2 separate regions of the Mus musculus genome follow, and region 1 is linked to region 2. The links are chromatin contacts, found by Hi-C or POLR2A ChIA-PET in ENCODE. All regions are on one chromosome and are shown on one strand. The core of a region is the stretch at or near the end of the contact, and the rest is flanking DNA. Distances in the headings are between cores, read along the strand shown.

Region 1 (5,841 bases), core at 1,578-4,077, 120 kb after region 2:
GGAGGTCAGAAGACAACTTGTGGAGTCAGTTTTCTTTCCATGGGCTTTGAGGATTGAACTCAAGTAACAGGGCTTGGATAACAAGCAGCTTTACCTGTGTCTTCTAAGTTACTACCCACTCTGTTTATTCAGCTCCCTGCAGTCTGCCATGGGGCTTCCATTTGTCTTGCGCACAATAAGCAAAACATCTGGGAAGTATGGCCTTCCCCAAAGACTTTGTACTTCAGATCTTCACATCATACCCTGGGTCGTAGTTTTTAAAACTGGGTGCAGGCATTCCTTTTAAGCCAGAAAGTGCACTGTTGACTAGAATTGAGGGTGCCAACTCTCTATTTTTTTTCCTCATTCCTTTTCTAGAATTACTATGCCAAATCTCAGGAATAAACTGCCCTCACCTGTTTCCCCTAAATAGCCCAGTCCAGGGATGCTGGCTGAGACTAGTTCCCACAGCCTGGAGCGTGGCAGGCTCTGACCTGGGAGACTGATCTCTTAGCAAACCAGTAAAGTGACCTCCATTGCCACTGGAGGACAGATCTTACTTCCAAGGATTTACCATGTTTCCAACAGGAAGGGGTCCTAAAATCACCAAGCCAAATCTACTCCATGCTCGACACAAAGTAGGTGCCCAGTGAATGACTTTTAATGAGTAAATACTTAGCTGAATGGGTGTGCATGTCTGTGTGTGGAGGTGATCACATGCGAGGAAGGCCAGAATGACAGTATCTGTCTGGAAATGGTGATTCCTTCATTGCTGAGTTTCCTCTTTCCATCTTGCCTTTGGCTTACAGCAGATGTCCTCCTGGCCCACCCCCTGCCCTAATCAGTATAGATGTGAGGCATCCAGTGGTCTCATTTACCCTATCTCAAAAATTTACTAAAAAGCAAAAGGTATACAGTAAGGAATCACCCTGCCACCCCCACCCTTTCAACCTCTATCAATAAGAAAATTTTGTTTTGTTTTACAAGACAGGGTTTGTGTAGCCCTCCCTGACTGTCCTGGAATTAGCTCTGCAGACCAAGCTGGCCTTGAACTCCACTACCATTTAGTCTTTTTCTTTCTTCTCTTCTCTTCTCTTCTCTTCTCTTCTCTTCTCTTCTCTTCTCTTCCTCCTCCTCCTCTTCTTCCTCTTCCTCCTCCTCCTCCATTTTTTTTTTTGTGGTGGTGGGTGGTGGTTTGTTTTGTTAATAAGGCTCTTGTGTTTCTAGACTTTCATGCAGACACAGAGGGGCTCCTATTTCTCTCTCCTCTGCCTCTCCTCCACAGGGGCAGCTTAAAGAACACACTGACTTGCACCCTGGTCTTCATTACCAGTTCCCTCCACGAGCTGATGTGTGGACTCCAACCCTGAGCTGTGTGGTTCTGAGCTCCTATGTGTAGTTGCTTCATCCAAGAAAAGAGAAGGCTGAAGGCCTTATACCTCCGGCCACTGTCAATTCCTCTTCTTCTCCCCCAACAGGCAATTTCTAAACAGGGATGACATTGGCATCATTCTCATCAACCAGTACATCGCAGAGATGGTTCGGCACGCCCTGGATGCCCACCAGAGGTCCATTCCAGCTGTCCTGGAGATCCCGTCCAAGGAGCATCCCTACGATGCAGCCAAAGACTCCATCCTGCGCAGGGCCAAGGGCATGTTCACCGCTGAAGACCTGCGCTAGGGCTGCTCAGCCCTCAGCCCTCCTCATCACCAGGCCTCTCCTGGTTTGCCATGCTCTATTTAAGTGTCAAGCCTTGGTTTCCAGCCCCTCCCTTCCTCTTCACTGAGTGGCTCGTAAGCTGTTGGGGTTCGGTTGTTCAGGTCTAGGCTGGGTAGAGAAAGAAAGCCCAACTGTTTCTCCACTGCCTCCTCCCTGTGCTGTTAATAGTATCGTTGTTGATATTAAAGGAATTATTCTCTCCAAATGGGTACTGGTATGGATACGTGAAGGTTGCAGCATTGGGGGACATTAGACTTGCAAATATGGAAAAGCAAGGTGAAGAATAATTGGTGGGGGGAATAATTCAAGGACTGGTCACCTGGATCAGAGACTGCCTTCAGCGATGGAGGACAAAGTTTGAGCCCAGTCTTTCTACCTTTGCTGCTTCACCTAGGGTCTTCACGGTGCTGGGAGGGGCCTGCCCAAGGGACAGAAGCAATTGCCTAGGATTGTCATTGTCATTCTAGATGAGTGTTCTCAATCTGTGGCTCTCCAAAACCACAGGGGTCCCCAAGACCATCAGAGATCACTGATATTTAAATTAATGAGTAGGAAGATTACAGTCATAAAGTAACAACAATAATGTTATGGTTGGGGGTCACTACACCATGAGGAAGTGCATTAAAGAGTCACAGCATTAGGAAGGTTGAAAACCCCTGCTCTACATAGAGCCTGGGGCCTACAGGTCTGGGAATCAGATGTTGAGTGAGCCTTTCTAGGCTGCCCCAGAAAAGGTAACCTGGGACTCTACCAAGGGCAATGGCAGGCAGAATCCTGGCTTTCTTAGTTAGGGTTCCATTGCTATGAGGAGACACCATGACCAAGACAAGTCTTACAAGGATAACATTTAATTAGGTCTGGCTGGTTCATAGATTCAGTCCATTATCATCAAGGCGGGAGCATGGCAGCATCCAGGCAGCCATGGCACAGGAGAAACAGTTCTACCTCTTCACCCAAAGGAAGCCGGGAGCAGACTGTTTCCTCCGTGGCTAGGAGGAAAGTCATAAAACCTACCCATATAGTGTCACACCACCTACCCCACAAGGCCACACCTCCTAATAGTGCCACTCCCTGGGCCAAGAATATTCAAAGCAGCACACTGGCCCTGTGTGAGGCAAGGCTTGGTTGCTAAGTGACCATCCCAGGGCAGCCACCCACTGTCCACTTGCTATGCCCACTCAGCAATAGCTACCCTGATACTGCTCATTCCTTTGCCACCATGTCGAGGCAGCTCAACATGGACACCCTGCGGCAAAACTTCTGGAAGGAGGAATATCTCAAAGAGATGATGTTGCGCTACGAATGGCAGCGCAAATATGGGACTCTGGTGAAGGCCAAGCAGAAGGCTAAGGCTGCATCCCGTCTGCCCCGAAAACTGCCCACCCTGTTGCCTCAGGCCTCAGTCGCACCACCACCACCAGCCTCCAAAACAACCCCGTCTAAAGCCCCCAGCCCTGCCCCAGAGCCTCTTTTTCTGTCAGATATGTACCCCGTTGCGCCTAACACCAAAGCCCTGCTGTATGAAGGCATCTCCCACGACTTGCAGGGGCGCTACCAGTATCTCAACACCCGAAAACTGGATCTGCCAGAGACGCGTTACCTGTTCCCCATCACCACCAACTTCACATATGGCTGGCAGCTGGGTGAGCCCCGACCTCCCATAAATGAGTCCCCTCACAAACACCGAGCGCCTGCCATGTGCTGGAGAGAACATTCAGGGGAAAGGCCAGATTGTGGGCAAGGAGATAGATGTAATAGAAGCTCTGTGAAATGAAGGAACGGTGGGGGGTGGGGAAGCGTGTGCTTCAGCCGGATCATTAGCACAGGCCTATCGCAGGCGTTTAAGGCTGAGGGCTAAACGACATGGGGAAGGGTTCTGTCCTAATTTGAGGGGAAGCTAGTGAGGATTTAAACAAGTGAGTGATGCTGGATTTGAGACACTGAGGCTCCTGGGCAGGTGAATTAGGCATCTGTGTTATCTTGGCAAGACGTGATTAGGATTAGAACTGAAATCAAGGATGTTTTAGACACCACTCCATGGGGCTTCTTGCCGGTTTAAATAAGACAGGGAGGGCAAGCAAGGGTGACCCACAGATTCTGTTGTAGTTGCTCGTGAGATTAGAAGAGGACAGGGCAGGTGGTATTTGAAGACAGGTCCGTGGTGGCCATAGTAGGTTCAGGATGCCACCGAGGCAGCTGTGTGTGGAAGCATGGCCTTCCTGAGTTAGGTCAGAGCTAAGAATGGAATTTTACCTGAAGGGAGTAGGGAGGTGGGCCAGCATGTAGAGGTGGCATCGGCAGGAAGGCGAGCACCTGTTTTTGTTTTTTTTTTTTTTTTCCTGAGAGACTGAAGGTAGGTCATCGGCCAGGACAGAAAGCAGGAGAGCCCTGGTGGCTTTCCAAAAGTGTAGGGAAAATACCAAGGCTGTATGTGCCATTGGGTTGATGAGGGCTCTGGAGTATCCATTCACTCACTAGCCTACGGGTCAGGAGGTCCTAGGGAGTGTGTCCCACTGCCTGAGCATGTGCAGAAAAGATGGGTGGGGGGAGCAACACAGGGACCTCGTTTTCCTCTGAGATGAAAGTAAGGGTCCGGCCTTCCCTACAGAAGAAAGAGGAAGCCCCAGAAGTGAGGTGGAGGTAGAAGGAAAGTCCCATGTCTCCACAGTTTGTCCCTGTGACAAACGTAGCTGAAAGGCACTCTCTGACCTGTTGGCCCTGGGGAGAGAGTGCAGTGGTCCATCATCTAGATGCCCAAAAAAGACCCCAGTGGAGCATCTTAGAACCCGATGATCATGGCAGACAGCTGAGTCCAGTTATCCAGCACCCAAACGGATTTTCCTGTAGTCCACACTTCTCAGAAGTCCTTTTTATTTGTTTATGCAGGGCAGGTACAACATGGGTAGAGTCTCAGGGCTATGTGGGAAACTCCTGTGCTCTGAGACCTCCTTCTCACAAACCCATTTCTAGTATCTGACATCTTTTCCCAGGCCCTCCAACAAAGCAAGAATTGGTCTCCTGCAAGATGTGCCGAATTGAGTCATTCTTCCGTAAGAATGGTGCCTTTGCACTCCTGGACCCTCGAGATCTGGCCCTCTGAGCTTGGGCCTGGCAGTCACTTAGGAACCAGAAGAAGAAATAAGAGGATTTCTGGTGGAGCCTCATTGCTCTGTTCGTGCGTGTGCGTTCGAGAATGCGTTCGAGACTCTCTCTCTCTGTGTGTGTGTGTGTGTGTGTGTGTGTGTGTGTGTGTGTGTGTGTGTTCTCCCTGGCCTTAATGGTTCCCTCTGGGCCTTTCTAAAACTATCTCACACCTAGTAGCGTCACCCCTTTAGCCTTTTCCTTAATCATCAGCTCCAAATCTCCAGGGGACCCAGCAAGGGAAGGGGCAGGTTGGGTAGGGTCAAAGCTATTCTCCAAGAGTAGGCTCCTCAGTGCCAGGGGACAGTAGCTCCTGGAAGTTCTGGGTGTTCCTGGGAAGACGGTGGGTTGTCAATCAAATGTCAGGGCAAAGGGGGCACCTACCATTCCCTGCCTGCCTCTTACCTGGCCCCGAGTGCCCGCAGCTGCAAAGTCCTGCCTCGATGCACTTGTTCCAGCAGTTCCCGCAAGATGCGTTGCCGTCCTGCTCTGTCCTCCTAGGTGGCAAGAGCTCTGAGTGGGTAGGTGTGGCCAAGAGGGGACCGCCCTGCACCCGCCCCTCTCGCTGAGTCCCTCAGAAGCAGCCTCATCCCTTCGGGGACACAGCCGCGGTGGCCACGCCCCCTCTCCCCAGGCTCTTGCCTGTGGTGCCTTCTGAGCCACGCTGGGAAGGAGCCCCAGCGGATAAACCCGGCGATGGTGGTTCGCAAGGATGCGGAGTCGTTCCAGGACCTGGGGAGGTGGCAGTCAGCGGGCTCTGCCTAGGCAACCCTCCCAATCCCACCACTACCACTACCGGCAGGCCGGGCCTTGGGACTCACCCGGAGCCGCTGCTGCTCTCGGTCCCTCCGCCGCCGCTGCCTGGCTGCTCCGTTCAGCTCTAGCAGTCGCTGCAGAACCTCCTGCCCTGCGCTGGCCAGTGCATCCTCCCTGTTCCGGGGCTCAGGCCACGCGTCCTTGGAGGGTTTGGGGTCCCTAGGGACTCTCTGCTCCCTGAGAGCA
Region 2 (5,498 bases), core at 1,080-3,579:
ATTGCGACAAATACAGAGGACTTAAAAATAGATCTGGACTATAATGGCCAGTAGATTTTAATGATATGATCCAGAAGTTGTCGTCTTAACAGCTTTAACAGGCTATTTCCCTCTCTTGAAGATTGCCCTCTGCCTACTACTCAGCCTCATCTACACCAGATGCTAGGAAGTGTTTCCTAGCAACATGGAGCATTAATAATATTCAGTAAGTACTATGTGTCCCTGCACCATGCACAAAATACAGTGCTTGGTCAACAGGGAAACAGTGGATGAGGGTGCAAAGAAAGCAGCTGCACTTTCAAACTGAACCTTCCTCAAGTCTTACTGGCTGATTAGACCCTCAGTGATGTGGTGAAGTCAGAACATTGCTAGTACATAGCCAAATTATTTTGGAACATATTTAACCTTCTTAATATCGATTTATTTAAGAACCTTTTACTTCTCTGTAACTGACCTAACAGCTTTATTAGGCAAGTCATGTGGACTGTAGAAACAAAACACTAATTTCCTTTGGAATGTATGGCTTAGCAGACCACTAGCTTTCACAACTCAAGAGCTAAGCGCATCATCAGATAATTTATCTGAGGGTTATACGGAAGGTTTTTTTTCACTTTGCTATAACCCATTCTCTGATGTTTCCATCAACGTAATTGAAAAGTAATTTTCTTTGTTCTATTACTATAAAAACTTCATCAAACTGTTACTACATTGGTACATGAAATCTGGGTTCCTAGTCATGGTCACTCACATTTGGCTCCATAATAAACTTTCTTTGAGATGAGAGTTGTATTTTGAGTTGGTGGTTTGGATGTTCCAAACAGTAATTGCACACTTTCCTTGTCTTAGGGCAAACTGATTTGCTTTATTGTCTTTCATGAACTTAGTCTTTGTTTTGACTGGACTTAAATTCTAGAGGCTTTGCTATTCATTTCATACATGTTGAAAATAAAGTAGCTCTCAGGCTGGTGAGATGGCTCAGTGGGTAAGAGCACCCGACTGCTCTTCCGAAGGTCCAGAGTTCAAATCCCAGCAACCACATGGTGGCTCACAATCATCCATAACAAGATCTGACTCCCTCTTCTGGAGTGTCTGAAGACAGCTACAGTGTATTTACATATAATAATAAATAAATCTTTAAAAAAAAGAAAGAAAATAAAGTAGCTCTCAATGAATACATGTTTTAATTTCATGGCATTGAGTAGGTGATGGGTTTACTAAGGTTATATAGTTCAGTGGTAGAATGGACAACTAGAATCCTGCACAGAGTCTGGGTTCAAACTCTCCTGTCCCCCGCCCCTCCAAACAAACAAACAAAAAAACAAATTGCTAATTTCCTATGTTTCTTTTAAATCAGGGGCCTTCAACGCAACGGGTTTCTTCCATTCAGTTTCTTCTATTCAGTTCACTTAGTATTGCTGAGAATTTCCTTGGACCTGGGCTGTAAGCTGGGAGCTCCTGATGTGTAAGTCAGGCAGATCTTATTTTGGCACTTGGTCTAATCGAAGACATAAGGACAAGCACCGTTATTAAACAATATCTGGCTGCGTACTGAAAATGCAAACTGCCAGGAAAGCACATGCGTATTATCTGTTTACTGACCAGGAAAGATTCCTAAAACTAACACCTTAACTGAGCACTGGCAACTTCACGACTACAGCTTCCCCTAAGACATTCCAGGATGACAACCTGTTTCATGACTGATGGCTTTCAGTAGCTGAAAAATCGAGAAAACATACTTCAGGCAGAGGAAGCCGCTTTGTGGACAAAGACCACATGGGTGTAAAATGTAAGGCTGTAAGGCTGTTAGGGGAGGCCGGGATCATGATGGTTTAGGCAGAGATGCGAAAGAGCATGGTGGGTGAGAATCGAAGCTGAAAGGTGCGTGTTGGCGGGGCGGAGAGCTGCTCAGTAGATCTGACTCTAGAGCCAGAAGTTGGGCTCATTCGCAGTGGGTGGTGACGTTACAGCGGGACTATTCCGGCCCCAGGGGCTTGGAGGCAGGAAGAAAGCCATCGGAATTACACTAGAAGCCTAGGGAATCAGGGTTGCCTGCCGTAAATGAGGTCGTTGCGGTCAGTGGGCCAAGGTCAGCGAGCCGCGCCCACACACCCAAGAGCAAGGAGCTGGGACTCAGAGTCCCCACGGGCTGGGCAACCCGAGCTGGGCGGGAATCCGGTCCACGCAACTCGGCGCGCTCGCGGGGACGTGGCGATTTCCAGCCAATCCCGGCCACGCGATTGTGAGACCAATGGCCGTACGAAGAAGCCATACGTCAGCAGTGATCGTGCCGGGGATTGGTGTGAAGACCCCCGACAAGTCGGATGGGGGCGGGGCCATTAACCACTTCCGGTTGGGCGGTGCTTGTGCGCGGGAGCTCACTCCCTGGGTGAGCCGCAGCCACGGTATCCTGCGGCGTGGAGCTCCCGGGAAAGGTAAGTTCTGTGGTGCTGGGTGGGTCCTGGTTCGCTCTTATTCTGTCCGTCGGCCCTGTTCCCCATTCGTAGTGGGTGTCCTCACTCCGGTCTCAGTGCACCGGGATGGGCCCGAGGCTCCACTCTGGCCCTCAGAGTGCGGTCCCCGACTTGCTGTCCCGCAGCTCTGCGGAAAGGGTTGTAGCTCCCGGGCCCTGCGCCCTCCTGGGCACCGTTTTTGTGCCTGGTTTCGCGCGTCCTTGATCTCCTCCCCGGGTTCCTCCACTCAGTGTCCCTGGGACTAGAGGGTCACTTTTGTTTGTTTCCTGAAGGTCGGAGAGAATTGGGTAGAGAGTTTTAGTATCCGCTCCCTGCCACCTCGCCGGACTCTTGGGAGCTGCCACCCCGCCCCAAGGCCACATCCCGAGAATTGAGTTGCAAGTGCCAAGAAAGAAAGTGTTAGCTGTCTTACAGGGTGTAGGAACATGGAGAACAAAACGATTGAAAACATAATGTCATTATTTTTAAAACTTCTTGTTAATTAGAAAAGAACGTCGCAGTTTTCTATGTTTGGCTGGATATTGTCATTAATGGAAATAGTTTTCACGTGTTAATTAGGGAGTTAATTACCTTTAAGTAATCACGGGTTTTTTGCTTGTCATTCCCAAGTGTTCTGATTTTTGATATGCTGTATACAGAAGTGAGCTTAATTTTAATTCGCGATAGTTGCTGTAATTAAGAGTGGTTTGCATTTTGTAAAGTTCCTTTTGCATGAGTGGGAAAGATCAGTGGATCTGCTAAGACTTTTGGTTCTTTGATCGAAATTCCTAAGCGTTCAAAGCCTTGGAACAGGGTTTTTTAAGAATTGCATTCACTTCCTGTCATGAACCATCAAGTCAGCATTAATAAGTTGGGAATGATAGCGCTCCAGTTTAATTTAACATGAAGGTAGAGTGACCTGGAGTGGCTGATAATTATTCTTTGCTATACCTGAAAGCTGACCCAGGAGAAGTATATATTTGACCTCATTCAGTTAGATTTAAGTATCGAGCAATAGTCACTGCTAAAGAACTTGTGTTCTTCTGTCCAAATGTGGGACCAGAGAGAACCTATTACTTGTGTGTAAGATACCTATTACTATTACTATGTCTGTCTGGTCCGACTATGAGTTTGGCAGTGTTTCAGGGGTCTCCAACAGGATATTTTGAAGATTCAAAAGGAATCATGAGCTCATAAAAAATATAAAGTATGTGTGTATTCTTCTCAATGTCATTCTCAATCATGGTTGGGCGCCATTCATATAGTGATATGTTAATTGATGTGTTATATCATTGCTTCAGTACAGGAGACTAATATGTTAGTATTAGCTTAATTTTTTTTTGTAACATAGATGTGCCAGGGATGTTTCCGGAATAGCCAGGAATAGTCATGGGAAATGCTTGATTAAGATCCTGGATTCTTTCTAAGTTCGAGGCCAGCCTGGTCTACAGAGTGAGTTCCAGGACAGCCAGGGCTATACAGAGAAACCCTGTCTCAAAAACCCAAAAAAAAAAAAAAAAAAAAAAAAATAATAATAATAATAATCCTGGATTCTCTCTGGGCGTGGTGGTGCACGCCTTTAATCCCCAGCACTTGGGAGGCAGAAGCAGGCGAATCTCTGAGTTCGAGGCCAGCCTGGTCTACAGAGTGAGTTCCAGCACAGCCAGGGCTACACAGAGAAACTCTGTCTCGAAAAACCAAAAAAAAAAAAAGGATCCTGGATTCTTTCTATATAAACTTGGTTTTTTTCCTCTGTGGCTTTGATGTTGTTTTGCATGTGAGAAAGTCTCACTGGTATCCTTGGCTGACCTGGAACTCATTATATAGAGCAGACTGGCCCCAAACTCACAGGAGATCAGCCCATCTCTACCTCCTGTATACTGAGAAGATTAAAGGGATGCACCACCACACCCAGCTTTTCTATGAACTTTAAATATAAATGCCGTTAGGCTGTAACACATTAGAATTAAACAGATGGAATAATATTTATGTATGGGGACAGGTAAACCCTACCTTGGCATGCTTGTGGAAGTCAGAGAGATGGCTCGTGAAAGAAAGCTCATTCTCACGTTCCACCATATAGATCCTTGGGTCCAACTCAAGTTGTTAAGTTGGGTGGCAAATGCCTTTACTGGCTGAATCATCTTGCAAGCCCCTAAAATCACATATTTGCCTATACCTGGCTTTGGGCCAGATCCAGTAATAGAATTGGAAGTTGGAAAGCACATCAAAGCCAAATTGCTGCCACATATCCCCCAATTGATCCAATAAAATGTGTTGGTTTCTAAAAAGTACAAGACTTTAGCTTGGGAGCTATAGAGAGACTTTTTTTTTAAATTTTTATTTATTTTATGTACATGAATACACTGTAGCTGCCTTCAGACACACCAGAAGAGGGCATTGGATCCCATTACAGATGATTGTGAGCCACCATGTGGTTGCTGGGAATTGAACTCAGGACCTTTGGAAGAGCAGCAGTCAGTGCTTTTAACTGCTGAGCCATCTCTCCAGCCCTAGGGAGATAATTTATTTAACTTATGTAGCAATTGTTTCAGAACTGCAGAATCTGGTGGGTGTGGTGGCTCGTGCCTGGAATGCTAGCTTTTAGAAAGCCCAATTGGGAGAATTGCCTCAAGCCAGAGGTCACTAAGCAGCATATGGAGTTCTGGGCCAGTATGAGCCTCAGTGAGACCCTCTGCCTCCACTCCACTCCACCCACACAAACCCGGGAAAGGGAAATGTCTTAGCCACTGAGGGTGTTTGCTGCCAAGCTTGACAGCCTGGATTTCAGATTCAGGACGTAAATGGTGCAAGGTGAGAGTTGTTCTCAGACCTAAGCCCACATATGCCCACATGCATGTACATGCACACACACATACATAAAACAGCATAGCTTGTGGTCATTATTGTGGAGTAATACAAATGAGTTTCAAGAAAATCAGTACAGCTGGGCAGTGGTGGCACACGCCTTTAATCCCAGCACTGGGGGGGGGGGGGGGGCAGAGGCAGGTGGATTTCTGAGTTTGAAGCCAGCCTGGTCTATAAAGT

What was found. A loop is a pair of places that touch in the nucleus more often than their neighbours do. ChIA-PET counts read pairs that join two places held with the same protein, here RNA polymerase II (POLR2A).
Region 1: a map of heart shows a loop between it and region 2 (2.7-fold over the local background). The contact joins the promoter of Atp6v1fnb here to the promoter of Calu in region 2. A Hi-C loop is called at or near these places in 1 of 37 maps with a recorded cell type or tissue (heart). POLR2A ChIA-PET finds 5 or more read pairs at or near these places in 4 of 5 experiments (Patski and embryonic stem cell).

What each region holds. Positions count from the first base shown.
Region 1 is chr6:29,468,610-29,474,450 of GRCm38, forward strand. It overlaps Atp6v1fnb (Atp6v1f neighbor), which reads left to right and starts at 2,828. Exons shown (of 2, transcript NM_001145360.1): 1 at 2,828-3,341; 2 at 4,689-4,820. The coding sequence starts at 2,918. The coding sequence ends at 4,798. It overlaps Atp6v1f (ATPase, H+ transporting, lysosomal V1 subunit F), which reads left to right. Exons shown (of 2, transcript NM_025381.2): 2 at 1,458-1,900. The coding sequence ends at 1,659. It also overlaps a transcript of Kcp not described here.
Region 2 is chr6:29,345,777-29,351,274 of GRCm38, forward strand. Calu (calumenin) reads left to right here and starts at 2,330. Exons shown (of 7, transcript NM_007594.4): 1 at 2,330-2,432.